2 separate regions of the Homo sapiens genome follow, and region 1 is linked to region 2. A link is a loop called in an ENCODE intact Hi-C map of the cell type or tissue named here. Cell type or tissue: OCI-LY7. All regions are shown on one strand. Links, peaks and the distances in the headings refer to the core of each region. The heading gives the core; the rest is flanking DNA.

Region 1 (15,341 bases), core at 4,394-12,393, 77 kb before region 2:
CACAAGCCAGATTTCATTACTCTTTTTTATTCAGGTCCAGTGTGTTAACTGATTTGCAAAGCTAGCCTCAATAATTCCACCCAGCCCTAGTATATACACAGGCAGAATCTGTTTCCCCACTTTGTGAATCTGGCTTGGCCTCATCACCTGCTTGAAGCAATAGAATATGGCATAAGTGACGTTGGGCAACTCAATAGGCCTTGTAGCTTCTGGTGTGGCTCCTCTGGAGCTCCTGCTGTGTTAATTAATGAGAGCCTGCCAGACATCAATAGCAGCCTGTCAAGCCCGCCTTCTGGAGGATTAAGTAAGAGTGTGCATGCTAAGCCCCTGGCACATAGTAGGTGTTAGTTTCTTGCCTCACTTTCTATAGCAATCATTTTTATCTAGAGAAGGCTGGAACTAAATTAATAACTTTTGTATATTTTTTTAAAGAGTAAGAGAATAGTTTTTTCCTTTTCTTTGCTCAGAAATGTATTTAGAACCTGGTGTGACGATGGCCAGTTGAAGTGTGTCAAATATGATTACCATCTGAAGGACAGCAGCAGGGTTCTTCAAAAACCCTCTGCCCCTTACTGGGAGAAAGGGTTCACTTTGTAATACATTCGCAAGCAATGAGAACAGAGAGTACTTTGAGTTCTGAATACTAAGTATAGTTCAAAAATCCAACTCATTGGAAAGGAGAAAGGAAAATCACAGGTTTTACAACAAAGTCACTTTTCAGGTTCTCAGAATCACTTGAAAAGACCTATTTTACTGTTTGCCTGCCAAACTCGAGTTTTTTGTCCTATGGCTGCTAACTACATAGGTCTCCATGGGTCACCAGGGCCTCAGACGCAGAAGGACTGCGTTGCCTTAGCAGGAAAAACCAGTCAAGCTGGTGGAGGGCAGTGCAGCAGGTGGCAACTTGCTCCCTCCTTGGAGGTTTTTGAGGCTTACAAGGAGAAACGGGTGTGATAGGTGGATGGGGTCATGCAAAGGGTGCGGTGACATTCTCTTGTGAAGACCAGGTGTGTGACAGTAGCAGCAGCAGAGTTGATAACAGCCAAAAATCTGGATAGCCATTACTAGAAAAAGATATAGTGCCTACTGAAACATCCGGACCACCATCAGGAAATGCAATCATCCAGGCTCGGCAGCCTTTCAAAGGCACCCATCCGAGACTCTCTTTTGTGTCCTTCCATTCTCTGGGACCCTGCCAGTACATAGGGTACTCTCGGTACTAGAGACTGCGTGTACACAGAGAAGGAAGTGAGAAAGCCAGTAACACCCACAATCAGGTGTTTCAGCTAGGGCAGTGGGGTGGGGAAGGTTACTCCTATGCCAGTTTTCTTTGGCATATGACTAGGAGCTTGCTAATACTTGCATTATAATTTATAAATTGAAGTCTATATGAAAGTTACTTTAATGAGTAGGTGACTCAGGACTTCAGGTTTGAGCAAGGTCATATGCTTTTATTTATTTATTTATTTATTTGAGACAGAGTTTCACTCTTGTCTCCCAGGCTGGAGTGCAGTGGCACCATCTCGGCTCACTGCAACCTCCGCCTCCCAGGTTCAAGCGATTCTCCTGTCTCTGCCTCCCGAGTAGCTGGGATTATAGGCACAAGCCACCATGCTCAGGTAATTTTTGTATTTTTTAGTAGAGACGGGGTTTCACCATGTTGGCCAGGCTGGTCTTGAACTCCTGACCTCAGGTGATCCACCCGCCTCGGCCTCCCAAAGTGCTGGGATTACAGGCATGAGCCACCACACCCGGCTCTTTTTTTTTTTTTTTTTTTTTTTGAGATGGAGTTTCGCTCTTGTTGCCCAGGCTGGAGTGCAATGGCAGGATCTCGGCTCACCACAAACCTCTGCCTCCCAGGTTCGAGCGATTCTCTTGCCTCAGCCTCCCGAATAGCTGCGATTGCAGGCTCCCACCACCACGCCCAGCTAATTTTTGTATTTTTAGTAGAGACGGGGTTTCACCCTCTTGGCCAGGCTGGTCACAAACTCCTGACCTCAAGTGATCCGCCCACTTTGGCCTCCCAAAGTGCTGGGATTACAGGTGTGAGCCACCATGCCCAGCCCATGTTTTTATTTTTCTAAATCCACCTTAGAGCCCCACACACTGAGGTCAGTGAGAATTGCCACCATGTCTGTGGCTTCCTCTCTGAGCATGGGTGCTGATACAGTCCAGGAGAAATGGAAGCGAGAGTTCTAGTCATCAGTCCCTCACTGTCATTACTATCACTATCACCACTGCTCCTTCTTCTTCTTCCTTTTTTTTTTTTTGAGATGGAGTTTTGCTCTAGTCACCCAGGCAGGAGTGCAGTGGCGCGATCTCGGCTCACTACAACGTCCGCCTCCCTGGTTCAAGCGATTCTTATCACTCAGCCTCCCAAGTAGCTAGGATTACAGGCGCCCGTGACCACGCCCGGCTGATATTTGTATTTTTAGTGGAGACGGGGTTTCCCCATGTTGGCCAGGCTGGTCTTGAACTCCCTACCTCAGGTGATCCACCCTCCTCGGCCTCCCAAAGTGCTGGGATTACAGGCTTGAGCCACTGCGCCCGGCCACCACTGCTCCTTCTAACACATGCACTGTGGTTGAGAGCTGCTCCCTCCATGTCTTGGTGCTGGCTGCTCTGTGTTCTCCTTCAGCCTTCCTCTCCCTAGTTCCTAGGCCGCAGGAGCCGAGACACTTTTCCCAAGTGTGCCATCCACACCACTGCCCTCTAGCCAAGGGCCTGAAATGCTCTGTACAAGAAGCAGCCTATATTTCAGATACCCTACAAAGAAATCCACGCTCCCTATCCCTTCCCAGTATCTAGGAAGGGACTTCAACACAACCTTCCTCCTCTCATCTGCAAAATGAAGAAAATTGTTGGCCAAGCGCAGTGGCTCATGTCTGTAATCCCAACACTTTAGGTGGACAAATCACTTGAAGCCAGAAGATCGAGACCAGCTTGGCCAATGGTGAAACCCTGTATCTACTAAAAATATAAAAATTAGCCACAGGCATGGTGGCATGCACCTATAATCCCAGCTACTCGGGAGGCTGAGGCACAAGAATCGCTTGAACCCAGGAGGCAGAGGTTGCAATGAGCTGAGATTGTGCCACTGCACTTCAGCCTGGGTGACAGAGCAAAACTCTGTTTCAAAAAATAAAAGAAAAATAATAGAAAGTCTCACACCTGTAATCTCAGCACTTTGGGAGGCTGAGGCAGGTGGATCACGAGGTCAGAAGTTCAAGACCAGCCTAACTAACCTGACCATCTCTATTAAAAATACAAAAATTAGCCAGACATGGTGGCACGTGCCTGTTATTCCAGCTACTTGGGAGGCTGAGGCAGGCGAATCACTTGAACCCGGGAGGCAGAAGTTGCAATGAGCTGAGATCACACCACTGCACTCCAGCCTGGGTGACAGAGCAAGACTCTGTCTCCAAAAAAAAAAAAAAAAGAAAAGAAAAAGAAAGTTGTCGGCCGGGCCTGGTGGCTCACACCTGTAATCCCAGCACTTTGGGAGGCTGAGGCAGGCAGATCACCTGAGGTCAGGAGTTCAAGACCAGCCTGACCAACATGGTGAAACCCCATCTCTACTAAAAATACAAAAATCAACCGGGCGTGATGGCGCATGCCTGTAATCCCAGCTACTCTGGAGGCTGAGGCAGGAGAATCACTTGAACCTGGGAGGCAGAGGTTGCAGTGAGCTAAGATCGTGCCATTGCACTCCAGCCTGGGCAATAGAGTGAGACTTTGTCTCAAAAAAAAAAAAAACCCCAGAAAAGTTGTCATGTGTCATGCACCTATGGAGCAGGGGAACCCAAAACTCAAGGTTGCCTGCCTTTCCTTAGAAATGGAAAATTTACCTATTCATGCCTTGGTCCTGATTCTACCATAATGAGTAAAGCAAAGCAAAGCATAGGTTAAATAATTATTAATGACAGTCTGCCAGATACAGAAACATGGCTATCTCTCCCTCCTTCCATATATTTGTCTGCTCTCACACCCCTATAACGACATACCCAAGACTGGCTAATTTATAAAGAAGAGAGACTTAATTGGCTCGCAGTTCTGTATGGCTGGGGAGGCCTCAGGAAACTTACAGTCAGTGCAGAAGGCAAAAGAGAAGCAGGCATCTTCTTCACAAGGCAGCAGGAGGGAGAATGAATGCAGGAGGGACTATTAATACCAAAGTTATAAAACCATCAGATCTCATGAGAATTCACTTGGTATCAGGAGAACAGCGTGGGGGAAACTGTCCCCCATGATTCAATTTCCTCCACCTGGTCTCTCCCTAGACACGTGGGGATTATGGGGCTTACAATTCAAGATGAGATTTTAGGTAGGGACACAGCTAAACCATATCATCCCACTTTTGGTAACTAACAGTAAATCTTTGTTGATAGGCATAGAAATGCAAAGTCGCTTACACAAGTTGTTCATGCTTTCTTTGCCCATGCCAATGTGGTCTCTAAAACAGTAAATTCTCAAGGAGTCACCATCAAGTTTACTTTTTAGTATAATTATGATATGATACAAAGCTAGTAACTAGTAACTATCATCATCATCATCTTATATTACCATTTATTGAGAGCTTATTTTGTGGTAAGCATTGTATCAAGAGCTGTGCACGTGTTACCTTATTTATTCTCAACAACCCACCGAAGTAGGCATTTTTATCCCTGTTTCCCAGTTGTAGAAATAAAAGTCAGAGAGATTAAATTGCCCAAGATCATTAGCTAATATGTAAAAGAACTGGGGTCAAGAACATGTTGTCTAGCCAGCACAGTGGCTCATGCCTGTAATCCAAGCACTTTGGGAGACCAAGGCGGGTGGATCACCTGAGGTCAGGAGTTCGAGACCAGCCTGGCCAACATGGTGAAACTCCGTCTCTACTAATAATTACAAAAATTAGCCAGGTGTGGTGGCAAAAATTACTAGTAATTACAAAAATAATTACAAAAATTAGCTGAGTATGGTGGCACACACCTGTAATCCAGCTACTCTGGAGGCTGAGGCAGGAGAATCACTTGATCCTGGGAGGGGGAGGTGGCAATGAGCCAAGATCATGCCATTGCACTCCAGCCTGGGTGACAAGAGCGAAATTCCATCTCCAAAAAAAAAAAGTCCGATTCCAAATCCCAAGCTTGGAAGTTCTATGATACATAACATAGTCTTCCTGCCATATATAGGAGGTATCCAAATGTTCCTTACTAGGACCTCTGGGATCTAGCCCCTCCCTACCTCTCCAGACTATGTACTGTCACACATCATAGTTCAGGTCCATCAAAAAACTTACAATGCCCTGAACATGCCCTGCTGTTTTACACCGCCAAGCCTTAGCATGTAGAGTCCCTCCACCATGATCACCTGCTCCCTACTCCTTTTGCTATGCAAATTATTCCTCTCACACAAATCAGCTAAGCCATGAGCTTCCCTAGGAAAGCTCCCCAATCCTTTCCCCAGGCTGGGTTTGTGTCCTCACTCTGCAGCCCCCTTGCATTCTTCAGTCATTGTCCTTACCACATTTTATTGTAGCATTATATTTCTTATTTATTTATCTGTCCTCCTAGACTTTGAGAGCCTTCAAAAACAAAATCTCACACACACACATATATACATATATATATAAAATCTCCAGCCCTTAATACATCAAGTGCATCACTATTACATGTTATCTACTGAATAAATACTTGCTGACTTGCATTACCAATGATGTGAAATACGTTTCCAATGCTTATGCTTATCTAAAAGTATTATCCACTGCTTTCAAACCATAGGTAAAAATGGTCACCATTTAATTCAACAAATATTTACCACCAAGTCACTAAAAGAGCAAGAAGAAAACTTAGAGAAAATTTAGTTGATGAAGTATATAGACGAAAAAATTCGGATTAGGAAGCAAGGACTGGAGTTCAAGTCCCTCTTGGCTGCTTTCCAGCTCAGGCAAACCTCTTGGTCTCTTCATGCTTTCTTTGGTTGGTTCATCTGTGAAACAGGGTTAATCATGTCTTTTCCACTGCAAATGTTTAGTGTGAAGCTTGATTGAGATGATGTTTATGGATATTCTTTGCATACTGAAAACATTATAAAAATAAATTTTTTTTTTCTTTTTGCTTTTCGTAGAGCCTGGGACATAGTAAATGTTCAATAATTGCCATTAAAATAAATTTATGATTATAGTCTTCATTTCCTGGTTGAGCTATTGGAGAGCTGATTAAGTAACTTGCCTAAGATTCCTTATAACCATAAGACCCTAATTAGCAAAAATTTAAAATTTTTTTTTTTTAGAGATGGGGTCTTACTATGTTGGCCAGTTTGGTCTTGAACTCCTGGCCTCAACCCATCATCCCGTCTTGGCCTCCCAAAGTGCTAGGATTACAGGCATGAGCCACCATGCCCAGCCTTAAGCAAAAGCTTTTAATCCCCAGCACCAAACACAATGCCCGGCCCATGGTAGGTGCCCCATGAATGTTCGTGGAAGGAAGAAAGGGATGGAAGGAAGAAAGAATATCATACAGCTGGGAGTGATCAAAATCCCAGGGTGCTGATTTCCTTGTCACAGGTTTTTCTTACTATCTCTGCATTTGGTGCTATAGGTCAGTGGTTCTCAAAGTATGGTCCTGAACCAGCAGCAGCAGCAGCATCACTTGGAAACTTCTTAGAGATGCAAATTCTAAGGCCTCACTCCAGATCTACTGAATCAGGATCTCTGGGGTGGAGCCCAGCAATCAATATGTATTTTAATCAGACCCCAGTTGATTCTGATGAATGCAAAAGTTTGACAATTTTGCAGGAGGAGAAACTCTTCATTCACTGCTTATATTTGATAATAAATGGACAGAAAAAATGTGAACTTATTAACAGCTTTTAAATAGTTTATTACAAAAACCTAAAGTATGTTAATTTTATTGTCATTTCCTGCTAACCCAAAACGTTTATGATACAAGGGGGATACATTTCTGTAAAGATTGCATCAATAATGCAGCATGTTTTTGGTTAAAAAATAATATTTACTGAATTGTTTTCTTTTTTTTTTTGAGACAGAGTCTCGCTCTGTCACCCAGGCTGGAGTGCAGTGGCGTGATCTCGGCTCACTGCAAGCTCCGCCTCCCGGATTCATGCCATTCTCCTGCCTCAGCCTCCTGAGTAGCTGGGACTACAGGTGTCCGCCACCACGCCCGGCTAATTTTTTGTATTTTTACAACATGGGGTTTCCCCATGTTGATCAGGATGGTCTCCATCTCCTGACCTCGTAATCTGCCCACCTCGGCCTCCCAAAGTGTTGGGATTACAGGCGTGAGCCACCACACCTGGCCTACTGAATTGTTTTCTAGGCATAGAAGACTACATGTTCATTGCTAATAATATGGACAATACTAGAAATTATAACGACACTTATATTGTGTGTACTACGTGCCAGGCACTATTTTAGCACTTTTCCTGTGTTTTTTTTTTTTTTTTAGACTGAGTCTCACTCTATCATCCAGGTTGGAGTGATGTGGCACAATCTCAGCTCACTGCAACCTCTGCCTCCTGGGTTCAAGCAATTCTTGTGTCTCAGCCTCCCAAGTAGTTGGGATTATAGGTGCCCACCACCTGTCTGATTTTTGTATTTTTAGTAAAGATGGGGTTTCAGCATGTTGCCCAGGCTGGTCTCAAACTCCTTGACCTCAGGTGATCTGCCCATCTCGGCCTCCCAAAGTGCTGAGATTACAGGTATGAGCCACCACACCTGGCCACTTTTTCTGTTTTAACTAACTTATTACTCAAAACAATTCCAGAAGGGAGGTACAATTTTTTTTTTTTTTTTTTTTTTAGACAGAATTTCCCTCTTGTTGCCCAGGCTGGAGTGCAATGGCGCGATCTCAGCTCACTGCAACCTCCACTTCCGGGTTCAAGAGATTCTCCTGCCCCAGCCTCCTGAGTAGCTGGGATTACAGTCACGCACCACCGCGCCTGGCTAATTTTGTATTTGTAGTAGAGATGGGGTTTCTCCATGTTGGTCAGGCGGTCTCGAACTCTTGACCTCGGGTGATCTGCCTGCCTCAGCCTCCCAAAGTGCTAGATTACAGGCGAAAGCCACTGTGACTGGCCATGGTAGGTACAATTTTTATCATCCCTATTGTGCAGAGAGGAAATTGAGGTATGTAGAGGTTATGAAATTTGAAAAAGTTCACAGAGCCAGCAAATGGTAGAACCAAGATTTGTATCCATGCAGGCCAGCTCCAGAGTCCTAAAGATAAACACTGATTACTAATATTTATGGAAAATTTATATTTTCTTTCATGTTGGTAAATATATACATATATAAACTATATACTGGTAAATATATTTATTTATTTACAATTTATTTGTTTTAGGATGGGCATGGTGCCTCACACCTATAATCCCAGCACTTTGGGAGGTTAAGGCAGGGAGATTGCTTGAGCCCAGGAGTTCAAAACCAGCCTAGGCAACACAGTGAGACCCCCATCTCTAGCCATCCCCTCAAAATACACACGCACACAATTTATTTATTTTAGCGACAGGGTCTCATTCTGTCACCTAGGCTGGAGTGCAATCGCATGATCATAGCTCACTGTAGCCTCAACTCCTGGGCTTAAACGGTGCTCCTACCTCAGCCTCATGAGTAGCTGGGACTACAGACATGCACCACCACACCCAGCTAATTTTTAAAATGTTTTGTAGAAACGAGTTCTCACTATGTTTCCTGAGCTGGTTTCAAACTCCTGGGCTCAAGTGATCCTCCAGCCTCGGCCTCCCAGAACGTTATGATTACAGGCGTGAGCCACAGTACCTGGTCCACATGTAAATAATTTTTATATGGGTTTTACATTTTTACATATTTCTAACAATTTTTTTTAATTTTTAATTTTTATTTATTTATTTATTTTTTGAGACAGAGTCTCCTTCTGTCACCCAGGCTGGAGTGTGGTGGCACGATCTCGGCTCACTGCAACCTCCACCTCCCAAGTTCAAGCGGTTCTTCTGCCTCAGCCTCCTGAGTAGCTGGGACTACCGGCGAGTGCCACCATACCTGGCTAATTTTTGTATTTTTCGTAGAGACACGGTTTCACCATATTGGCCAGGATGGTCTTGAACTCCTGACCTCGTGATCCACCTGTCTGGGCCTCCCAGAGTGCTGGGATTATAGGCGTGAGCCACCACGCCCAGCTATTTATAATTTTAAAAAGGAAATTGAAATCATATGCTGCTGTAAACTAATTCTTCTATTTAATAAGATAAGCACCTTCTAATATTATTGCAACTCTAAAATAATTGTAATAGCTGTACTGAATTTTCTTCTAATTTATTTAATGAATTCTCTATTGTATAATCAGATCATCAGATCATATTTAATGTTTTGCTTGGCAAATACCACTGTAATGAACATCTCTAAACTTAAAGTGTGATTATTATGCACTTCATTTTTTTTTTAATTTTACTTTAAGTTCTAGGATACATGTGCAGAACACGCAGGTTTGGTACATAGGTATACATGTGCCATGGTGGTTTGCTGCACCTATCAACCTGTCATCTAGGTTTTAAGCCCCGCATGCATTAGGTATTTGTCCTAATGCTCTCCCTCCCCTTGCCCCCCAACCCACTATGCGCTTCATTTTTTGTTTTTGTTTTTGTTTCTGTTTTCAGATGGAGTTTTGCTCTTGTCACCCAGGCTGGAGTGCAATGGCTCGATCTCAGCTCACTGCAACCTTCACCTCCAGGGTTCAAGCAATTGTCCTGCTTCGGTCTCCAGAGTAGCTGGGATTACAGGTGCCCACGATCATGCCCAGCTAATTTTTTTTGTATATTTAGTAGAGACAGGGTTTCACCATGTTGGCCAGGCTGGTCTCCAACTCCTGACCTCAGGTGATCCACACACCTCAGCCTCCCAAAGTGCTGGGATTACAGGCCACCACACCCGGCTTCACTTTTTAAACTCTGCATCATTTCTTAATATGGGCCAGCCAGAACCGATGGCTCATGCCTGTAATCCCAGCACTTTGGGAGGCTGAGGCAGGAGGATCACTTGAGGCCAGGAGTTTGAGAACAGCCTGGACAACGTAGGGAGACCTCACTTCTAAAAAAAAAAATTTTTTTTAATTAGCTGGGGATGCTGGCATGCACCTGTAGTCCCAGCTACTTGGGAGGCTGAGGCGGGAGGATTGCTTGAGCCTGGAAGGTCAAGACATCAGTGAGCTGTGATTGTGCCCTGCACTCTAGCCTGGGCAACAGAACAAGACCTCATCTAGAAAAATAAAATAAAATAAATAAAAGCCCACACAAGTAATGAAAAGTAATTCTTTCCAGATAGAACATGCAGGGTATAAACTTTCTCACTTGAATACTCTGTGACAACGAAACCAAATTATACCTCACTGCCCAACAGCAGTGCTATCTTATAATTACACAGGTCATTTAAAAATGCTTTGACAATTTTATTAGCTTCATATTAAGGAAACCACTGGCACTATATTCTCAGAGATTCAGAGATGTAGCAACGGAAGAACTGACTGGCAATAAAATGTCAAAATATTTATGAAGAAAAGCAAAAGCTCTTCTTGAATGTAGATTCATCTCATGGGCTAGACAGTAACTAGAACATCGCAAATGTCCTGTGAGTGAATGGCTATCCAGGCCCAGATAAAAGATAAACAGGTAAGTGACTATTCAGGCACAGATAAACAGAAAAAAATGTGAGGGAAACCAGGGAAAGGGAGAAAAGGGCTCTTTCTAACTTTGCTGAAAAAGGCTATTCATTCCATTGTGGCAAATAACTTGAATATGATTCACATATTAACTGTAGACAGAAGAAATAGCAGAGCAATTTATTTATACACTACCACATTCCTGAAGCAGCCTTCCAGGTGCCTCAGCATGTTTGGATCTGGCCTGTGTGTCTCCTAAATACATCTCCTGGAGAACTTAGTCGAAACCAAAATGTTTACACCAATTGGAGGGGCCCATGATGTCCGCAGCAAACTAAAAATAATAGGATCTCTGTGTCCATACCCATTACACTGGGAAGCAGAGGTGTGACTCTGATACTCCAGACCCAACCAGAGTGTCAGTGCCGGGAAAAATGTTTGAGGGAGGAGATGGGTTGGTGGTGCCAAAAATTTCAAGCAACGCCCTCTTTCTCTGTGTGCTGTGTATATGGGGAATCTGGAAAATGACCCACCTAACAGCTCCCAAAGCCAAAAGACACTACAGTACGTAAATGGGGTCTTATATTCTGCGTCGATGTTATACATGAAATTGGAGAAGAAAAAAATAATTGTTAAAATAGATGTATACTCCTGGGAGCAAGCAGGTCCTTTTAATGTCAGGATCTAAGGAGAACACTTGCTATAATTATCTCATTCCCTTTCTTGCCAAAAGAAGATTTCGTATTGCAGAGACAGGTTCTTCTGGCATAACTAATCCTTCCGGATTCTGTAACTAAACTGAAAAGCATTTAAGTTGACTTAAATGCTTGAGAAGCCTAAGGTGCTGAAGTTGAAAGGACTTTATGGCTTAAAAAATCTCATTCTAGTATTTCTCAGTCGAGGAGATTAAGGCCCAAAGAGATGAAGTGATTTTCCAGAATCTCAGAACAATTTAGTGGCAAAGCCAGGACAGGGGCCACAGTCTCGGATTCTCACTCCTGCGCCATAAGACCACCCCTCCAGCCATCCCTGTCTCGTGAACGGCACTGCCTAGACCTGCTGTCCCATGTCTGTGGCCTCATCTGCAGTAAAATTGTCTCCTTCAGACATTAGCCAACAAATATTATTTTACTCAAATGCTGTTTAATTCTTTAATTTAATTTATTTAGTTTTCGTAAAGACGAGGTCTCACTCTATTGCCCAGGTATTGCTGGTATTGCAGGTATATTGCTGGTCTCCAATTCCTGGGCTCAAGGCATGCTCCTGCTCAGCCTCCGAAAGTGCTGAGATTACAGGCTTGAGCTACCATGCCCAGCTTTAATTGCTTTCCATTCCTTTACTCAACATGTATTTTACTGGGCACTCTCTACCTGTCAATGTTCTAAACACAGGTAAGAAAGTAATTAGCAAGATAGGTGCTTGCCTTCAGGGAGGAGAGGGTGGAGGTTAGGGGGAGAACAGCCATGAAGCAAGACACACACATACAAGATAATGTAAAGCAGTGCTGGATGCTATGAAGACAATATAACGGCATGATGTAGCCAGGGGTGTGTGGGTTTAAGAAGGCCACTTTAAGGAGGGCAGTCAAGAAAGGATTCTCCGGGCAGGTGACATTTGAGGTAAAACTTGAAATATGAGTAGGAGTTTGATAATCAATGATCTATGTGAAAATTATTTCAAGCAGGGAAGAAAATAAGTGCAAAATCCTTGAGGCAGCAGTTCCGGTTCCAGGTAAGACCATGTAAGCACATTCCATCCTGTCTCTCCCCGTGAATGTAGCTATAAAACCTAGGCAGAAGTCATGGAGCTTTCTTAATTTAAGCACTAGAAGGCAGACTGGAGAAGACCACAATCTGAAATACCACTGAACCAGCTGTGAATTTCCCTTTTTGTTGTTGTTCTGATTTCAAGACATCCTGATGCCCAAAGTTGGGCACTGGACACAGAGAAGGCGTGAGGCAGGAGAATCCCTCCAGTTTCTGCTTCAGGAGAGAGAAAGGGAATGCCTAATGCTAAGCAGAACTAACATTTTTCTTTTCACGGCTGGGCACAGTGGCTGACATCTGTAATCCCAGCACTTTCAAGGCCAAGGTGGGTGGATTATGAGGGCAGGAGTTCAAGAGCAGCCTGGCTAACATGGTGAAACCCTGTCTCTACTAAAAATACAAAAATTAGCCGGGCGAGGTGGCACACAATTGTAATCCCAGCTACTCGGGAGGCTGAGGCAGGAGGATCACTTGAGCCCAGGAGGCACAGGTTGCAGTGAGCTGAGATCATTCCACTGCACTCCAGCCTGGACGATGCAGCGAGACTCTGACTTAAAAAAAAAAAAAAAGGGATTTGTCTTTTCTTTTCTCTGTTCTCTCATATGCCAGCCCAAGGCAATCCAATGGTCACAACAGTTGCAATGATAGCCACGGTAACAGCAGTGGAGGTGCCCGGGGGCTAACCTTCTGAGGGGGTGAACCATCCTCTCCAATCACAGGGGCTATAGTCCCAACAACGTGGGGAGAACACCTGCTGTTTTTGTTTCTCTTGCTGTGCTCCCACCACCTGGCCTGTGAGGACAAAAGCACAGTTGCAGGAAGTGCACAGCTTAGTGTTGTTCTAAAGGCCTAAGGACTGAACAGGATGGCAGCAGGGACCTGAGAGGCCTGGAGACCACAGAAGGGAGCAGCCAGGAAAGGCGTCCAACACAGTTGTTAATGATGGACCCCAGTTTGCTAATCATTCACAAAGAAAGAGCTAAATATAGAGAAAAGACCAACTCTACAGCAAAATAGATGAGAGACATGAACACAGGTCATAAAAAAGACAAACGTGAATGACTTTTAAACACATGAAAAAATCAATCTTGCTCATAAGGAGAGAAATGTGGTGTAAAGCCATGATAAGATACCATTTCTCATCTATTGGATGGGCAAAAAAATCCAAAAGATTGACAATGTGTTCTGTGATGGTATTCTGAAAGAGATCTTTTCATTTGTCGATGGCAGGAAGGCAAAAGGGTACAATTCTTATAGAAGAGATTGGGAAGATTTATAAAAGTTTCCTTTGCAGCTGGGCACGGTGGTTCACACCTGTAACCCAGCATTTTGGGAGGGCAAGGTGGGCAGATCAATTGTGACCAGGAGTTTGAGACCAGCTTGGCCAACATGATGAAACCCCATCTCTATTAAAAATACAAAAATTAGCTGGACACGGTAAAACCCCATCTCTACTAAAAATAAAATAATTAGCTGGGCATGGTGGCACATGCCTGTAGTCCCAGCTACTCAGGAGGCTGAGGCACAAGAATCTCTTGAACCTGGGAGAAACTCCAGCCTGGAGGACAGAGTAAGACTCTGTCTCAAAAAAAAAAAAAAAAAAAAAGTTTTTTCCTTTGCATTTTCTTTTTGACCCAGAAACCCAAGTGTCTGTCCCAAAAATACACTCACAGAAATAGGAAAAGCTGCACATATACTATGCCAAGTATAAGTTGGCATTAATAAGAATAGCAAACGACTGGAAACTGAATAAACTTAGCTGAATAAATAATAGTACATGCCTGCAATGGAGTTGTAAAAATGCTGTGAAGTGGTATCTAAGGTATAATAATGAGTGAGAAAGCAAAGCAGAGAAAAATATTTTTAGTAAGCTACTGTTTACATGCATATGCACTTGACCGGGCATGGTGGCTCATGCCCGTAATCCCAGCACTTCGAAAGGCCGAGGTGGGCAGATCACCTGAGGTCAGGAGTTCAAGAGTAGCCTGGCCAGCATGGTGAAACCCCATCTCTACTAAAATACAAAAATTAGCTGAGTATGGTGGCATACGTCTGTAATCCCAGTTACTTCGGAGGCTGAGACAGGAGAATCGCTTGAATCCGGAAGGCGGAAGTTGCAGTGAGCCAAGATCACACCATTGCACTCCAGCCTGGGCAACAAGAGTGAAACTCTGTCTCAAAAAAAGGAAAAGATATGTACACAGATATGTATGCACTTGTATGTATATTACATGAACCTACACACACATATGTATAATATGCTTATATATATTTGAAACAGAGTTTTATTCATTGAGGAAGGGGCAACGGGTAGAGGGGATAAGGTGAGAAACTTGTCTTCTTAATATAATTTATTTCATAGATTTGACTTTCAACCATATCGTTTAAGTGATTAGCTAATAAAAATAGAAGTACTCCCTTTTATTTCACAAAACTATTAGTTTACAAAAACTAACAGTACTTTGAAAGGAATTATTTCACATGGCTTTAGTAATCTGACTACATATCCCCAGTGGAATATCTCGAAGGAAAGAAAGAACTACAAAAATAATCTTAAACTATTTTCAGTAATTATATTGTTAGTAATAATTTTGCTATTATTATTCTGAAGCTGTTATGCTCATTGCAGGAGAAAGCAAGTATGTCATTTTTGTTTGTTTGTTTTCTGGGGTTTAAAAATTTTTTTTTGCTCTGTCATCTAGGCTGGAGTTCAGTGGCTTCATCATAGCTCACTGCAACCTCCACCTATCAGGCTCAAATGATTTTTCCATCTCAGCCACCCAAGTAGCTGCCACTACAGGTGTGCACCACCATGCCCAGCTAATTTTTGTATTTTTTGTAGAGATGCAGTCTTGTCATGTTGCCCAGGCTGGTCTCAAACTCCTGAGCTCAAGCGATCCTCCCCGTTCAGGCTCCCAAAGTGCTGAAATTACAGGTGTGA
Region 2 (15,341 bases), core at 3,868-11,867:
CAGCTGATGAGGAATTTTGATAAGGGAGCAAAATGACACCGCTTAATGACACCACTATGCTCAGGGCCATGTAACTTACTCTTGGTGCTGAGTTGGATAGTGGATTGGAAGGGAGAACAAGAGTAGAAGGTGATAGTGGCTGAAATCATGATTATAAACAGCAATTAATAACATGGTCTCTGGACCTTCATCTATGGAATCAGACTGCCTGGGTTCATGTTTTGACAGTTAATGGTTGTGTGACCTCTAGTGAGATACTTAACCTCTTTGTGCCTCAGTTTTCTCATCTGTAAAATGGGGATAGTAATAGTAGCTGCCTCATAGAGTTGTTAGGAAGATTAAATGAATTGTCCGTGGCTTAGGACAATGCCTGGCCCATTAGAGTTATGTGTATTAAAAACCAATAACCAAACAAATATGGCTGTATTGTGGAAGAGAGTGTGAAGTATGAGAAAAAGCAGTCTTGGCTTTGTACAGTTCTTCTGTGGTAATAGATTGTGCAAAAAAAGGAGAGGGTTCCAGTATGTACAAGTTTCAATTAACAACCTGCCAGAAAAGTGAAAATTGTCTATATAAAAGAATTGGTACATCTATAGAAATGAAATTCGTGATGGCTCCCAAATCCATAGTTTACACTCAGCATGGGTAGGAGAAGTTTTCATGTTTTTGAAGTATGTTTTTTAACTTTAGATTTCATTTAGTTCTTCAAATCTTTCTATGGGACACAGAAATCTTGTGCCAAGTTATCTTAACTTTTTAAGTCTTGGCAAGGGGTCATTGAGTTAATTTCAGAGGATATAGTAAATTAATAAGTCTTTCTAGTCATGCCCCCAAAAGAGCTGGCTTTGTGTGTTTGTTGAGTAGAGGGTGTTTATTTTAGTTCCCTTGTTCATATCTTGGTCTCAGCTCCCCTTTCTTCCTTTCCACCTCTCCCTTCTCTGTTCCCAAGATATCATGGAGTTCACTTACATATTCATTTGTCAGTTTTTCACAAGCCATCTTATGTTAGACATTCGTTGTTAGGCACCGAGAGGGAAAGAAAACTGCATAAGATATAGTGTAGTCAGTTCTGGTTATATGAGGTAGCTATGTTTTATAAAGTCGCCTTAAGCAGAACCATTGCTCCTAGGGGAAAACACAGGGGTAGGTTCCTTTGAGCCTCTGGTGACATTTTCTTTAGCCAGTCAGTACGTCACTTTGTTTTTTATGTGTGTTTTTATTTAAAGACATCTTTTTTAATATATAAAAAAATTGCTGATTTATTAACATTGAACTCACTGCCAACAGCACTATAACTGATGTCTGAACAGGGCTTATCTCACACGCATTTTTTTCCTGTAAGGCATATCACAATCTTCCTGTGTTTAGGAGCACTACATAGCACTTGAACACTATGCTCAGGGCCATTTTAAACAGCGAAATTGCCAACGTGTAAAGCATAAAAGTGTGAAATACGTTGCACCAAATAGATTATAGAAAGGACCCTTGTTTATGGTTTGAGAACTGAAACAAGAAGGCAAAGTGTCAGCTTGTTTGACCTCGGATGGGAATGTGTGCTCTGGACAACTCACGTTTTTTGCTCCTCTGCTAATGTTCATGAACATGAAAGCACCGTGAATACAGATTTTGAGGTTACATTTTAGTGAGTAGGCAAATTTGCGTATATGGAGTCCATAAATAAAGAGGATCAACTCTATTTGCTTTTTTAAAACTGACAATATATTAAGGTAATTAAAATAAATTCATACATAGCCATTGTACAGGCAGAATATAATACATAAGAGTTTAAAAATGTAATGTTGGATTTGATCAAAGGAAGGGGGAAATTATGGGTTGGAAAGAACAGGAAGGCTTCATTTTTGCATCTTTGTTGAAAACTAGGTTTGAAAAGAGGTGGGGATTCTGGAAGCACATAGAGTCACTGAGATAAGAAAGTAAAGGGCATATTGTTAAGGCAGTAATGCTAATCAGCTAGTAAAGCAGTGTAATCATCCCATAAAGGAAACGAAACAGAGGGAATGAGAGAAAAGGCTAGATAGGTAAGTTGAGGCCTGATCATGCAGGTTCTGATTACCAGTTCAATTAGGACTTTTTTTTATAGTCCTAAAGAAGCTATTTAAGAATTTTTGTCCCTTTGTTCTGTTACTCAGAACAGAGTAACAGAACATCTGCTGTCACCAAGACTGATCCAGGAACTGGAGGTTTTTTTTTTTTTAATCGCTCTGTTGCCCAGGCTGGAGTGCGGTGGCGCAGTGGCGCAGTCTCGGCTTACTGCAACCTCTGCCTCCCGGTTCAAGCAATTCTCCTACCTCAGCCTCCTGCGTAGCTGGGGCTACAGGTGCACACTGCCATGCCTGGCTAACTTTTTTTGTATTTTAGTAGAGATGGGGTTTCACCATGTTGCCCAGGCTGGTCTCGAACTCCTGAACTGAGCTTAGGCAATCCGCTTGCCTAGGCAATCCGCTTGCCTTGGCCTCCCAAAGTGCTAGGATTACAGGTATGAGCCTCCGTGCCTGGCCAGAACTGGAGCTCTTTAAGAGAGCAAGATTATTTTGTGTCCCCAGGTGTATGGAATCCAGAGGGGGAGACGGGTAAATAAACAAACATGCCTGTTACAATACACTGTTTTTGTTTTTTGAGGCAGGGTCTCACTCTGTCACCCAGGCTGAAGTGCAGTGGCACGATCACGGCCCACTGCAGCCTTGACCTCCTTGTGTTCAAGTGATCCTCCCACCTCAGCCTCCTGAGTAGCTGGGACTGCAGGTGCACACCACCTTGCCTGGATAATTTTTGTATTTTTTTGTAAAGATGAGGATTCACCATGTTGCCCAGGCTGGTTCAGAACTCCTGAGGCTCAAGTGATCCACCTCAGCCTCCCAAAGTGCTGGGATTGCAGGTGTGAGCTGCCACACCGGTCTGATACACTGGTTTTAGTTGTAATTCTAGGTAGTAGAAAGCAAAGGGTGCTATGAAGAGCGTGTACACAGACTCCCAACTGTTTTGGGAGTTAAGGAAGGTTTCTTGGAGGAAGTGGCATTCAAGCTATAAGACCTGATGATCAGGTGGAGTTAGCTGGAGAGCAGGGACAGAGAGAATAGCCTGTGCAAAAGGCCTATTCTTCAGGAGAGAATGACACATGAATGGGACTGAAGAAGTAAACTGGTATCTCATATGAAGGACCTTTTATATCTTGTTAAGGATTTTGAACTTCCTCCTTTTTTTTTTTTTGAGACAGAGTTTCTCTCTGTCACCCAGGCTGAAGTGCATTGGCATGATCTCGGCTCATGGCAGCCTCCACCTACCAGGTTCAAGCTATTCTCCTGCCTCAGCTTCCCAGATAGCTGGGATTACAGTCATGTGCCACCACGCCGGGCTAATTTTTGTATTTTTAGTAGAGACAGGGTTTCACCGTGTTGGCCAGGCTGGTCTCGATTTCCTGACCTCAAGTGATCTGCCTGCCTTGGCCTGCCCCAGTGCCGGAATTACAGGAGTGAGCCACCGCGCCTGGCCTGGACTTCTGCTTAAAGGCAATAAGGAAGCCTTTACTAGATTTAAAATAGGAGCTCAGTTTCAATTAGTAAGGATTTGTATTTCATCAAGAGCTCTCTTTGGCCCTAGTCTGGTAGAAGATGAGTCGAAGTAGAGAGACTAGTTACAAAGCTGTTCCCAATAATCCAGGTGAAAAATAGTGGTGACCCTAGATTAAGGTAGTATTGGTGTGGGTAGGGAGAAGTGGACAGTCATATTTGAGAGGTACCTAGGGAATAGAATTGCAAAGACCTGGGAGTAGATTGGATATTCAGTGGGAGGAAGGGAGAGAAGTAATCTCTCAAGTGTTGCTCAAGCCATAACCTTGGATGGTACTGTCCACTGATACAGTAGGAGGAAAATGTTTGAGGGAAAGTAGTGATGAATTTGTGGTGCACTAACATGGCCAACACTAAATATTAGAAAGATTAATGTGGTCATGTAGAAGATGAATGAAAAGAAGATACCTCAGAAGTGGAGAGATAGTTAAATGGCTTTTGTAGGAATCTCAGCTAGAAGTGTCAGTATTCTTAAGTGCAGAACTAACAGGTGTGGGAAAGTAATGGGAAGTAGACACCAAACAAATAGTTCCCCAAAGATGGTATCAAATATCCCAGTGACAGCTTGCAGCCTGCTCAGCTTTATGATATGCCCCTGAGATCATTTTTCAGGACAAAAAGTAGTGAAACTACCTTTATTTACTTCTCAAATTTACCTTTATTTACTTCTCAAATATACATAGAAAGTAATATTGTAAAAAGCAGCTCTGGCTGGGCGCTGTGGCTCAAGCCTATAATCCCAGCACTTTGGGAGGCTGAGGGGGGCAGATGACTTGAGGTCAAGAGTTCAAGACCATCCTGGCCAACATGGCAAAACCGCATTTCTACTAAAAATACAAAAATTCGCGTGGCAGCACGTGCCTGTAACCCCAGCTACTCTGGAGGCTGAGGTACAAGAGTCGCTTGAATTTGGGAGGTGGAGACTGCAGCGAGCCGAGATCCTACCACTGCACTCCAGCTTGGGGGACAGTGCGAGACTCTGTCTTAAAAAACAGTGGCCTGGCGCACTGGCTCACGCTTGTAATCCCAGCACTTTGGGAGGCCGAGGTGGGCGGGGGTGGATCATGAGGTCAGGAGATCAAGACCATCCCGGCCAACGTGGTGCAACCCCGTCTCTACTACAAATACAAAAATTAGCTGGACATGGTGGTGTACGCCTGTAGTCCCAGCTACTCAGGAGAGTAAGATGGGAATCGCTTGAACCTGGGAGGTGGAGGTTGCAGTGAGCCAAGATTGTGCCACTGCACTCCAGCCTGGCGACAGAGCAAGACTGTCTTAAAAAAAAAAAAAAAAAAAAAGGATATTTTCACTCTTGGGACTTGATAAAGCTAGTTTATTTTTATTATCTCCTATATCCTATACATATTTAATTGGCCCCTATGAACAATGTTACCTCTTTATGAGGGGACCCAAAGAAGTAGCTGCTGGTGTGAGAGTGAGAGATCATCCATCTTTTTTATTGTGCTTTTTGTTGTTTCTTTGTCCTGCTATGTGTTATAAGTAAGGCCGGGCACGGTGGCTCATGCCTGTAATCCCAGCACTTAGGGAGGCCAAGGCCAGATCCCTGAGGTCAAGAGTTTGAGACCAGCCTAGCCAACATGGTGAAACCTTGTCTTTACTGAAAATACAAAAAAAATTAGCTGGGCAGGGTGGCATGCGCCTGTAGTCCCAGCTACTCGCAGAGGCTGAGGCAGGAGAATTGCTTGAACCTGGGAGGCGGAGGTTGCGGTGAGCCAAGATCCTGCCACTGCACTCCAGCCTGGGCAACAGAGGGAGACTCCATCTCAAAAAAAAAAAAAAAGTAAAACACGAAGAAAAAAGAAAGCTGTTTAACATAAGGTTATTAAATGAGGGTTATTAAGAAATTAAAACTAAAAGCTAAAAACAAGTGAGAATTTTGAAAGGATTACAATAAAGTTTAAACTTTTTTTTGTTTGTTTGTTTTTTTGAGACAGGGTCTTGTTCTGTCATCTAGTCTGGAGTGTAGTGGCACTATCATGTCTCACTGCAGCCTCAACCTCCCAGGCCCAAGCAGTCTTTCCACCTCAGCCCCACCCTCCACCCTCACCTCCAGTAGCTGGGACTACAGGTGTGTCCTACCACGCCTGGCTAATTTTTAGAAATCTTTTGTAGAGATGGAGGTCTCACTCTGTTGCCCAGGCTTAAATGTGTTTCTATATATATATATATATATAGAGAGAGAGAGAGAGAGAGAGAGAGAGAGAGAGAGAGAGGGAGAGAGAGGGAGGGGCAGGGAGAGTGGGAGGGGGAGTGTGTGTGTAGAGACAAGGTCTCTCTATATTGCCCAGGCTGGTCTTGAACACCTGGGCTCAAGCAGTCGCCCCACCTTGGCCTCCCAAAGTGCTGGGATTACAGCCGTGAACCATCTTGCCAGCCCTTAGGTATTTTGTTTAAACCCAACAAAAACCCATGTTTTTGAAGTACAGTATTTTTAAAAAGCAGTGTGAAGCATTTACTCTTACGAAAAGAATAAAGCAGATGATGTTGAAAATAAGCAAGGTAGGAAACTAAGATTAACAGTAAAAAACGAGTTTTAAAAAATGAGATTTAAGGCAAAATAAGAGGCCGAAAGCTACCTAACAAGAATATTAAAACTTAAAAATAAAAGACTAAAGGAAAACCTATTCATTAGGTAAAAAATAAGAAATAACAGATACCAAAAACAAGAATGGCAAGATGAAAGTATAAACTAAAAATATTTTTGGAAGTTTGAAGAAAAGGACGACTGGTTGCAGTGGATGATGCCTGTAATCCCAGCACTTTGGAAGGCAGAGGTGGGTGGATCACTTGAGCCCAGGAGTTCGAGACCAGCCTAGGCAACATGGCGAAACCCCATCTCTACAAAAAATATAAAAACTAACTGGCGTGGTGGCATGCATCTGTAGTCCCAGCTACTTGGAAGGCTGATGTGAGAGGATCGCTTGAGCCTGGGAGGTCAAGACTGTAGTCAGGCATCATCGCACCACTGCACTCCAGCCTGAGTGACAGAGCAAGACCCTGTCTCTAAAGAAAGAAGAAAAGGGCAATTTTTTAGAATAGCATATACCAAAATGAGTTTCTTGGGATACTAACAAGATGTTCCAGGAAAAGGATAAGTTGTCACAAAAGTTTTAGAAATGTTTAATATTGGCGGGGCACAGTGGCTCACGCCTGTAGTCCCAGCACTTTGGGAGGGCTGAGGTGGGCAGATCGCTTGAGTCCAGGAGTTTGAGACCAGCCTAGGCAACATGACGAAACCCTGTCTTTACTAAAAATACAAAAAAAAAAAAAAAAAAAAAAAATAGCTGGGTGTGGTGGCGTGCACCTATAGTCCCAGGTACCTGGGAGGCTGAGGTGGCAGAATCTCCTGAGCCCAGGGAGGTTGAGGCTGCAGTGAGCTGAAAAATCACACCACTGCACTCCAGCCTGGGCAATTGGAACGAGACTGTCTCAAAAAAAAGTGCATTATCTCTCTTGGAGACTCACAATGCACCATTAAAATAATAGTCTCTGAGAAGTGTTACATGAATAAAGTTGCCCTTGTTTAAACATTTTTCAGACCTTCCCTGGAACCCTTTTTTGACATAGCACCTATTATATCTTCCAGGCAAAGTATTTTTCACAAAACATCATTTAGACTACTGTTTTAAAAAAATTAAAAATGAAAATCTTGGAAGTTTTAAAGAAACATAATAAGAGAAATCAGCTGGAAATAGAAATAGTTTGAGTTGGGGCTGTCATTCCCAGTCTTTCCTGTTGAGGGCACAGTGTTCCACAGCTAGCCTAGGGGCAGAGAGCAACTTGACACCCTTACCTTCTGGCCCTTCCTCCACCCAAAGCTGTCTTTTTAGTGTTTTTTGTTGTTGTTGTTGTTGCTGTTGTTGTTGTTTGAGGCAGAGTCTCGCTTCCATGCCCAGGCTGGAGTGCAATGGTGTGATCTCCACTCACTGCAACCTCCGCTTCCCGGGTTCAACCAATTCTCTTGCCTCAGCCTCCTGAGTAGCTGGGACTACAAGAGCACACCACCATGCTCAGCTAATTTTTTTTTTTTTTTTTTTTTTTTTAAGTAGAGACAGAGTTTCACCATATTGGCCAGGCTGGTCTCGAACTCCTGATCTCAAGTGATCTGCCTGCCTCGGCCTCTCAAAGTGCTGGGATTACAGGTGTGAGCCACCGTGCCCGGCCCTTTTTAGTTTTTATCTATGCAGGTGGTGCACTGATAGAATACAGACTGCTGAGTCAGGGGAGTTAGGGGTGATCCCCAGCAAAATTAAATCAGCCCAGGGATACTTCTTTAGCAATTTGAGAGAAGTTTTACTACAAGTGCTATTTTAGTTTTCTTTTAAAAAGTCAGTTTTAAAGTTGTATAAATTAAAAATATTTTTAAATTTTTAAACAGATGCTCCCCCTTCAACCCACTCTAGTTATTACCACTCTAACACAGCTGTTTTCATATGGTTTTTTTGGTTCTTCCGGGCTTTGCTCACATGTACATGTGTTTTTATATAGTTGTTAGCGTTCATATACTTTTGTGTTATGAGGCTTCTTCTTCTATGGCCATGGAAGGAAAGGAATTTTCTAGTGGTGACTGCCTCTGCCTGCTCTGTTGCTTACATTGTTCCAAGTACCATTGCTGCCACATTTTGGAAGCTATTTTTCATCCTACTTCCCTTAACGTCACAATTTTTCACTTTTGCTAGCCACAAAACAGCCCCTCCAGCAGTCTTACTGCTGCTAGAGTGCCTCTCTGGAAAATAAAAACGCCTTAGCATTGTGGGACTAGCCTGTCTTGAGACAGTTTTTCTGTAAGCCTGTCATCTGCCCAGGTCATAATAGCAGCAGCACCTGTGCTAGAGAGGGAGTAGAAGGGCTTCCATATACAACATAATAAATAATAACAGAAAACTGAATGCTTTACACATGTCATTTCATTTAATCTCCATAATGATAATAATACATAGGTACCTTTCAGATGAGGAAGCAGAGTCACACAGTGGTTGATGTGTCCAGGGATCAGGTAGTATATGCCAGAGACAAAATTCAGGCCCTAATAATCTCTAAAAAATTATTGATCAACTAATATACAATATTACTTTGCATTTGCCACAAAATAGCCATAAAAGATGAAGCAGTTGATGAAAAATACATAAGTGTGCAATATTTTCCTTTAGCATGGCCTTGTCTTTTGGAACAGTTTCTGGGGTCTAGGTTCATTTTAATATCTGAAAATGGGCAAAATCTGAAAATTTGGTATTGGTAACCACTGAAGTTGTAAGGAAGGGGAAATAGTTTCATAGTTTCTTCCTCCCACAGGTCATAATTTAGTTATGGACATCAGGATGTTTTTCTTGGCTTATCGCATTCGTGTAGTTTTCTTTGCACATCTGTTACATAAATTACTAAACTATTTCCTTGAAAAGTTGCCAGTTTAAGTCATGTTTAATAGCGATCAAGAGTTGTTGCTTTTGGGGAAGAAGAATTAAATGACAGACTTTAAGGGGCAGAAATCCCACCACTATCCTGGTTTAAATATTTTTTTTGTTTTGGATCAGTCCCTATATTTTTTGAGGCATTAAAATTATTATATGGTTTTGGGTGTTTCCCAAAAGACTTTATGTTGGACTATAAACATTTAATGACCTTTTATATAAAATGGGTTATTTTAGTCCTTGCTTCTATAAGTTCCTATCTTTTCAATTATCCTCTTATATAGACATTTTAGTCCGACAGATTGTCGTTTGAAACTAAACTTGGAGTGTTGACTTCTTTAGTGATTATTCGTATTAGGTAATCTTTTCTGACCTTGAATTTTTCATAAAATAATTATTTTATGTGGCTTGCTTTTGGAAAAAAAATTTTAAGATTTATTCTGCTAGCTATATTTTAGGACAGACATATTGGTTGTTAGAAATCTCAGAAATTTTAGATGTGAGTCTGGTTAATTTTGCCCCATCCAAACTATTAATTGAACCAATACTGGAAATTTTCTTGGAATGTTAGGTAAACTCTTCTGTAAGCAAGTTACCATGTATTTCCTAAATGTACAGTTTGCAGTTGTCAGGATTTGGAAACTGGTTTTTAAGCTTGAAATTTTTAGATAAAGACTATTTATAATACTGACAATCTGTACTGGATATTCTTAGAGATTAGAAGGGAAAGTATGGTATAAATAGGTTAATGTCAGCTACTCATCAAATTGCTCAGATTAAATTTCTTGCGTTACATTTCCTGCTATGAAACCATTCTTTGTGAAATACAATAAGTTTTTGATAGATTTTTCTGTACAAAGTTTTGACTTTTTAAAACATCTGGAAGGTTTGACACAGGAAATTTATAATTTTGTTATGATCTCACATGCATGTATGGAAACATGTCACTTGGCTAAACCAGTCCCTCACATCCACCTCACAGCTTAGCTTTGTTCTCCAGCTTTGAGGCTGTGGTACCAAATTATTTCTGTATTAAAAAAAAAAAAATGACTGAAAGCCAGCCTCTTGTGCTGGTAGTTAATGTGATAGAGTCTAAGAAAATGATAATTCATGGACAGAAAATAAATACTTTACATATATTTAGAGAGGAACACATCAACTTTGGCAATAGCTTGGATTGATGACACAGTCAAATCTATGTAGAATCAGTAAATTTATGAAGTGTTCTGCTATGCAAAAGTTTACCTGAGAAATAAGACTTTGGTGACGATATGTATTCATTATCCGGTGGTGAGGATAAGCACAGGATCTTTAATTTATGGATAAATGTGGGAGATTGTTAACAGTCTGTACAGACATTTCCATTTTCATAATTTTGAAGATACACACAAGGGTCTTTAATCTTCCGAGAATGTTAGGAGTTCTTACAGCTTTTTGAATTTTCCTACTTGCAGAGTATTGTTTGGTGTTTCACTTGCTCCCCCTTCCTCCTCTCCCTTCTTCCTCAAACTGAAAAACACTTACATATAAAACAGTTCCATAATATTTATCTATTTTATCTATAAGTAGTACAAATACAGTGTAAAAATTTGAATTAAGGTTACAAGAATATTCAGCCATATCAATCAGCAATGTTCAGTAGTATTAAAACACCAAGAGTGATTACAATTCTGTGGTTCATTTCTCTGCCTTCATGATAATACTGGATTCAACGATTATTGAAATTGAAGGCCAGCATTAGTCAGAATGAAACAAAGAATTTGGAAGTAGAATTGATGTGAGAGTAGCATTGGTTTAAAAAAAGAATACAGTCCTTAATTTTCTGACAACTTAATTATAATTTTAAAAATAGTTATACCAGTTTCTATGGTCTTACATCATGTCAGGAGGAAAAAATTGGAAGTGGTGTTTTTGAACATTAAGACAGCATTTTCTGTAATTTTAATCTCATACGAACAGGCAGCTAGAGTTTGGACTTAGGCAGTTTGCCATGTTTTAAAGGTATTTTAGGTTCTCAGTTATAGTAACTAACTTGATCTTTGAGTATCCAGAATTATTTTAAATAGATTTAAAAAGTATTATGGGGCTCCCCTCCTCCTTCAAAGCCTGGTAGTAAGCTGCTTTTTACTCATTTGATCGTAATTTTTTTTTGACTGAGAAAGCTAAAAGATAGGGTATAATATTTTTGTGCAAATTCCTGATGGTTATTTTTAAAAGCAAAGTTTTGTGTTTCAGCATTTAGAAATTTAGAGTTCCCTCTTGAAAAGTAAAGAGGAAAACAGAAGATGCATAATCCAGCATAGTCATTTGTGTACATAGTTGAAGCCATAAATAATATGCATCCCATATACATATGATATCATTGGATTGAATAGGTTATATGTTTTAAGTATTAATAACTAGGTTACTCTTTTCCGAAATCTTGTTATTGCAGAATGGGTAAGAGAGCTTCAGATTTTAGATGTCTCTGATTTCAGTTTTTCCCTAATCAAACTGGTATTTTCTTTACTTTTAAAAGTACATGTTTAAGAGGAGAGACATCAGTTTCCTCCCTTTCAGTTAGATGATTTGTATTTAATATTTACTAAAACCAAAGAAAATGTAATTTCCATGACTGAGAATATATCTTTTTAAATATTTATTTGGCATATAGCTCTTCTGTAGCATAATTTGTGATGCTACATTTGATGTCATCTTAGACCAGATTATATTCTATGATTTTAGTACAGTGTGACATAATAGAAAATGGGCTTTGGAATTAAAAGACCTAATAGTTTTTAAATATGCCATTTACTAGTTGTGGGATTTGGAGTGAGTTTCTTTAGAGGAAGTGTCCAGGATTGTGATATTTGTTTCTTCTGTACTTTTCCAAACTTTATTTTATTGGAATTCTTGCAATATGGAGGGAGTACTATGGTTTATTATTGCTTTAACAGCATGGCTATTTTATAACATGTTTACTATAGCAAAATTATCTCTTCTACTGCGCTATGTTGTCGCTTGTGTTAAGACTTTTTCATTGCATTGTATTTCATTTTCATTTGCAGATCAGTGAGAGACTTTTTTTTCTGATGGGTGGTGAATATCCCACCATGTGGACGAATGAGTTTTTCCACCTCCCCACATCATTTCTATAGAGCCTCAGATATTTCGTTAACAATGAAAGTAATCTACCTGTTGAATTTAGGAATAGTAGGCTTCTTGGCCGTTGACAGTACATTTGATACTGTTCACAGGACTGTAATGAAATATAACTTGATATTAAAATACGAGTATTGAACCTATAAAATGTTCAACTTGCAAACAAGGGTAATGTGGTGGAGGCTATCCCCTGATAAAAAATGAATATCACAAGGTTCATTATCTAGCTTCTAGAGTTATTCTTAAAACTATTTATCTAATGTTATGGATGGAAACATAAAAAGAAAGACCAAATGTTTCTGGTTTAAGACTTTTGTTACCTGAGGAAACTGTCTTCTGCAGCAGTGGTCTCTAACCTTTTTGGCACCAGGGATCAGTTTTGTGGAAGACAATTTTTGCACAGACCAGGGGTTGGGGAGGATAGTTTCCGGATGAAACTGTTCCATCTCAGACCATCAGGCATTAGATTCTCATAAGGAGTACACAGCCTAGGTCCCTCACATGCACAGTTCACAACAGGGTTCACGCTCCTAAGGCCACCACTGATCTGACAGGAGGCAGAGCTCAGGCAGTGACGCTCGCTCGCCACTGCTCATGTCCTGCCATGCAGCCCCATTCCCAACAGGCCGGTCCGCAACTCCGGGGGTTGGGTACCCCTATTCTACAATGTTAATTTTATGGGTGTTTTATGTTAAAAAAATTATTAAGAAGATTTATACTTAATAAGAGCATTTAATTTATAAAAGTATCTTTTCTGAAACCTTTGTGGCATTGAGGATAAAAGGTGACTTTTAAATACAGATTTTGATGTCAAGAATTATTCATCCCTAACAGTTTTAAAAAATCATATTAATTCCAAAATTGGGTACTTAAATTGTTCTCTGTGGTTTTGCATACATAGCACTTGGTGTACATATTTTAGTCTGTATGTATATATTTTAGTTACTGTTTGCTGCACTTATTAACCTGATAAAACAAGATATTGGAAGTACAGATAATATTCATGTGGTCTACCATGATGTTTACTTGCCTATAAATAGTTAAAATGTAGCTAATGATGATACAGTACTTATATTTTTAATGGCCTTTAGTAGTTTAACCTTGGTTACAATATAATACTTTGAAAAAATTTGGAAAATACAGGAGAGTATTAATATAAAGAAAAACATTATTTAAAACTGTTGCTTGGAACTAAGTTATGTTTATTTCTGTCTCCAGATGTTTCTGTCTTTTAAATTATCTTAGTATGGGTGTGTGTATGCATGCGTACGTCAGAACACATTTAGAGGTCTCAAATAAAAGATTGCCTGATCTCAGGATGAGTGAAATCTTGACAATAAGCTTAAAACAAAGAGAAACCATATAAAAAATATAGATTCATTTGACTTCAGTTTTTTTTTAAAGGAATAAAATTTAAAAGGCAAACTGGGAAAAATACTTCTCAATCTGTTTCACTTTACTCCTTATTCCTTTGTTAGCAGTTAGTACCACATTATACCTATACTTTACCTTTTCTCTTGGTGTATAGTTTTGTTTTAGCAAAGCATATTCTTGAACTTTTAAGAGGAAAAAATACCAACAAGGACTGCTCAAGTTTTTTCTTGTTAATTATTTTACTGATGATTCTTAATGTAGATAAGAAGTATTGACTGCCTGTAAGTAAAAGCCTCATTTTAGCTTTTAATCAATTCTACCTCTAAAAACTGGACTGAAACTTACCAAGTAAAATAATTTGATATTATCTGAATGTCAAGTAGTCAAATAAGCAGAAAATGGAGAATAAAGAGGAGGGCTACGATGAACACTAATAATTTACAAACTGAATAGTTGACCCTTGACTAACTGAATACTGGCTGTGTTTACATAGCTCTAGAAGCATGTGTTAGTCCATTTTCATGCTGCTGATAAAGGCATACCCAAGACTGGGAAGAAAAAGAGGTTTAATTGGACACAGTTCCACATGGCTGGGGAGGCCCCAGAATCATGGCGGGAGGTGAAAGGCACTTTTTACATGGCAGCAGCAAGGGAAAATGAGGAAGAGGCAAAAGCAGAAACCCCTGATAAGACCATGAGATCTTGGGAGGGATAGCATTACATATGCCTCATGTAAATGACGAGTTAACGGTTGCAGCATACAAACATGGCACATGTATACACCTGCACGTTGTGCACATGTACCCTAGAACTTAAAGTATAAAAAAAAAAAAAAGACCATCAAATCTTGTGAGACTTACTCACTACCACTAGAACAGTATGAGGGAAACCGCCCTCATGATTCAAATTATCTCCCAACAGGTCCCTCCCACAACACGTGGGAATTATGAGAGTACAATTCAAGATGAGATTTGGGTGGGGACACAGCCAAACCATATCAAAGCATGTGTGCAAAACTTGAGGATGGTAACTTCTCGCAGTTGGCACTAAAGATCTAGTGAGTCAGTGTTGCTGAGTTGTGCAGAGTGAAGTTGCTGGAGTGTTCTGAGAAGCAAATGTGAAAATGAGTAAAAGCACTTTGGAAACAACAAACAGTTTCATAAACAATAATGATTGTGTCTATGGATTTTATTCTTGTATTCTTCATTCTTTGGTGATTCCTTCCATCTTTCATTCCCTCTCTTAACTTTCTTTTTGGCCTAATATTAGAGTCCGTTAAGATTTGGTATTGTTAGCCAGTTATACTGCTGAACTACCCAGTAGTTGTAACTGTTACATTTAAACAGTGTGATCCTAGTAATTACCTATCTTTATCAGGACAGAGAAACCTACTCTTCAAGTCACTCATTTTCAAGACTCTTGTTTTAAGCAAAGAGAAAGTTAATATGTTGAGTAAGCCTAGATAGAACACATGTGAGAAGGGCTCATTTTGTACTTTCTGGTGACTATTAGATTGTTCTGAAAATTACAGATACTATTTAAACTAGTGAAGAAATGTAAAAATTACAGCAACATTTTTTTTCCTGGTTTATGTTCTCTTGTGAAACAGCAGCATTTCTTAAAGTTATTTTTCTTCTTTTACTTTCCCTCCATTATTACATCTCATGTCTGTTTATGTTTGCAGAAATTAAATACAGATAAAAATCTGGAAATAAAAGGTAGTTATTGATGGTGACAGCAGAAATGTTAAAAATCATTAGATATTTTGTGGGTCAAGTTTTCTTTTGGTATTACTGTCAGACTGGTTTAA

What was found. Peaks named below come from ENCODE experiments on the same cell type or tissue, not always from the same donor. Only the 100,000 strongest peaks of a DNase experiment are listed, where the experiment ranks them.
Region 1: it touches region 2 in a loop (4-fold over the local background); 22 of 110 quality-filtered maps call a loop at or near these places.

The regions. Positions count from the first base shown.
Region 1 is chr5:157,898,695-157,914,035 of GRCh38, reverse strand. No RefSeq gene overlaps it. Among named protein-coding and RNA genes, the nearest start is that of CLINT1, 47 kb to the right of the region's middle. In OCI-LY7, for the core only: no CTCF peak of the experiment used is centred there; no DNase peak of the experiment used is centred there; H3K27ac peaks cover 626 bases.
Region 2 is chr5:157,821,238-157,836,578 of GRCh38, reverse strand. All of the region lies in intron 1 of CLINT1 (clathrin interactor 1), which reads left to right. Among named protein-coding and RNA genes, the nearest start is that of CLINT1, 30 kb to the left of the region's middle. In OCI-LY7, for the core only: CTCF peaks have their summits at 7,156 and 7,358; DNase peaks (open chromatin) are centred at 5,708, 6,538, 7,818, 8,338 and 1 weaker place; H3K4me3 peaks cover 4,197 bases; H3K27ac peaks cover 7,366 bases.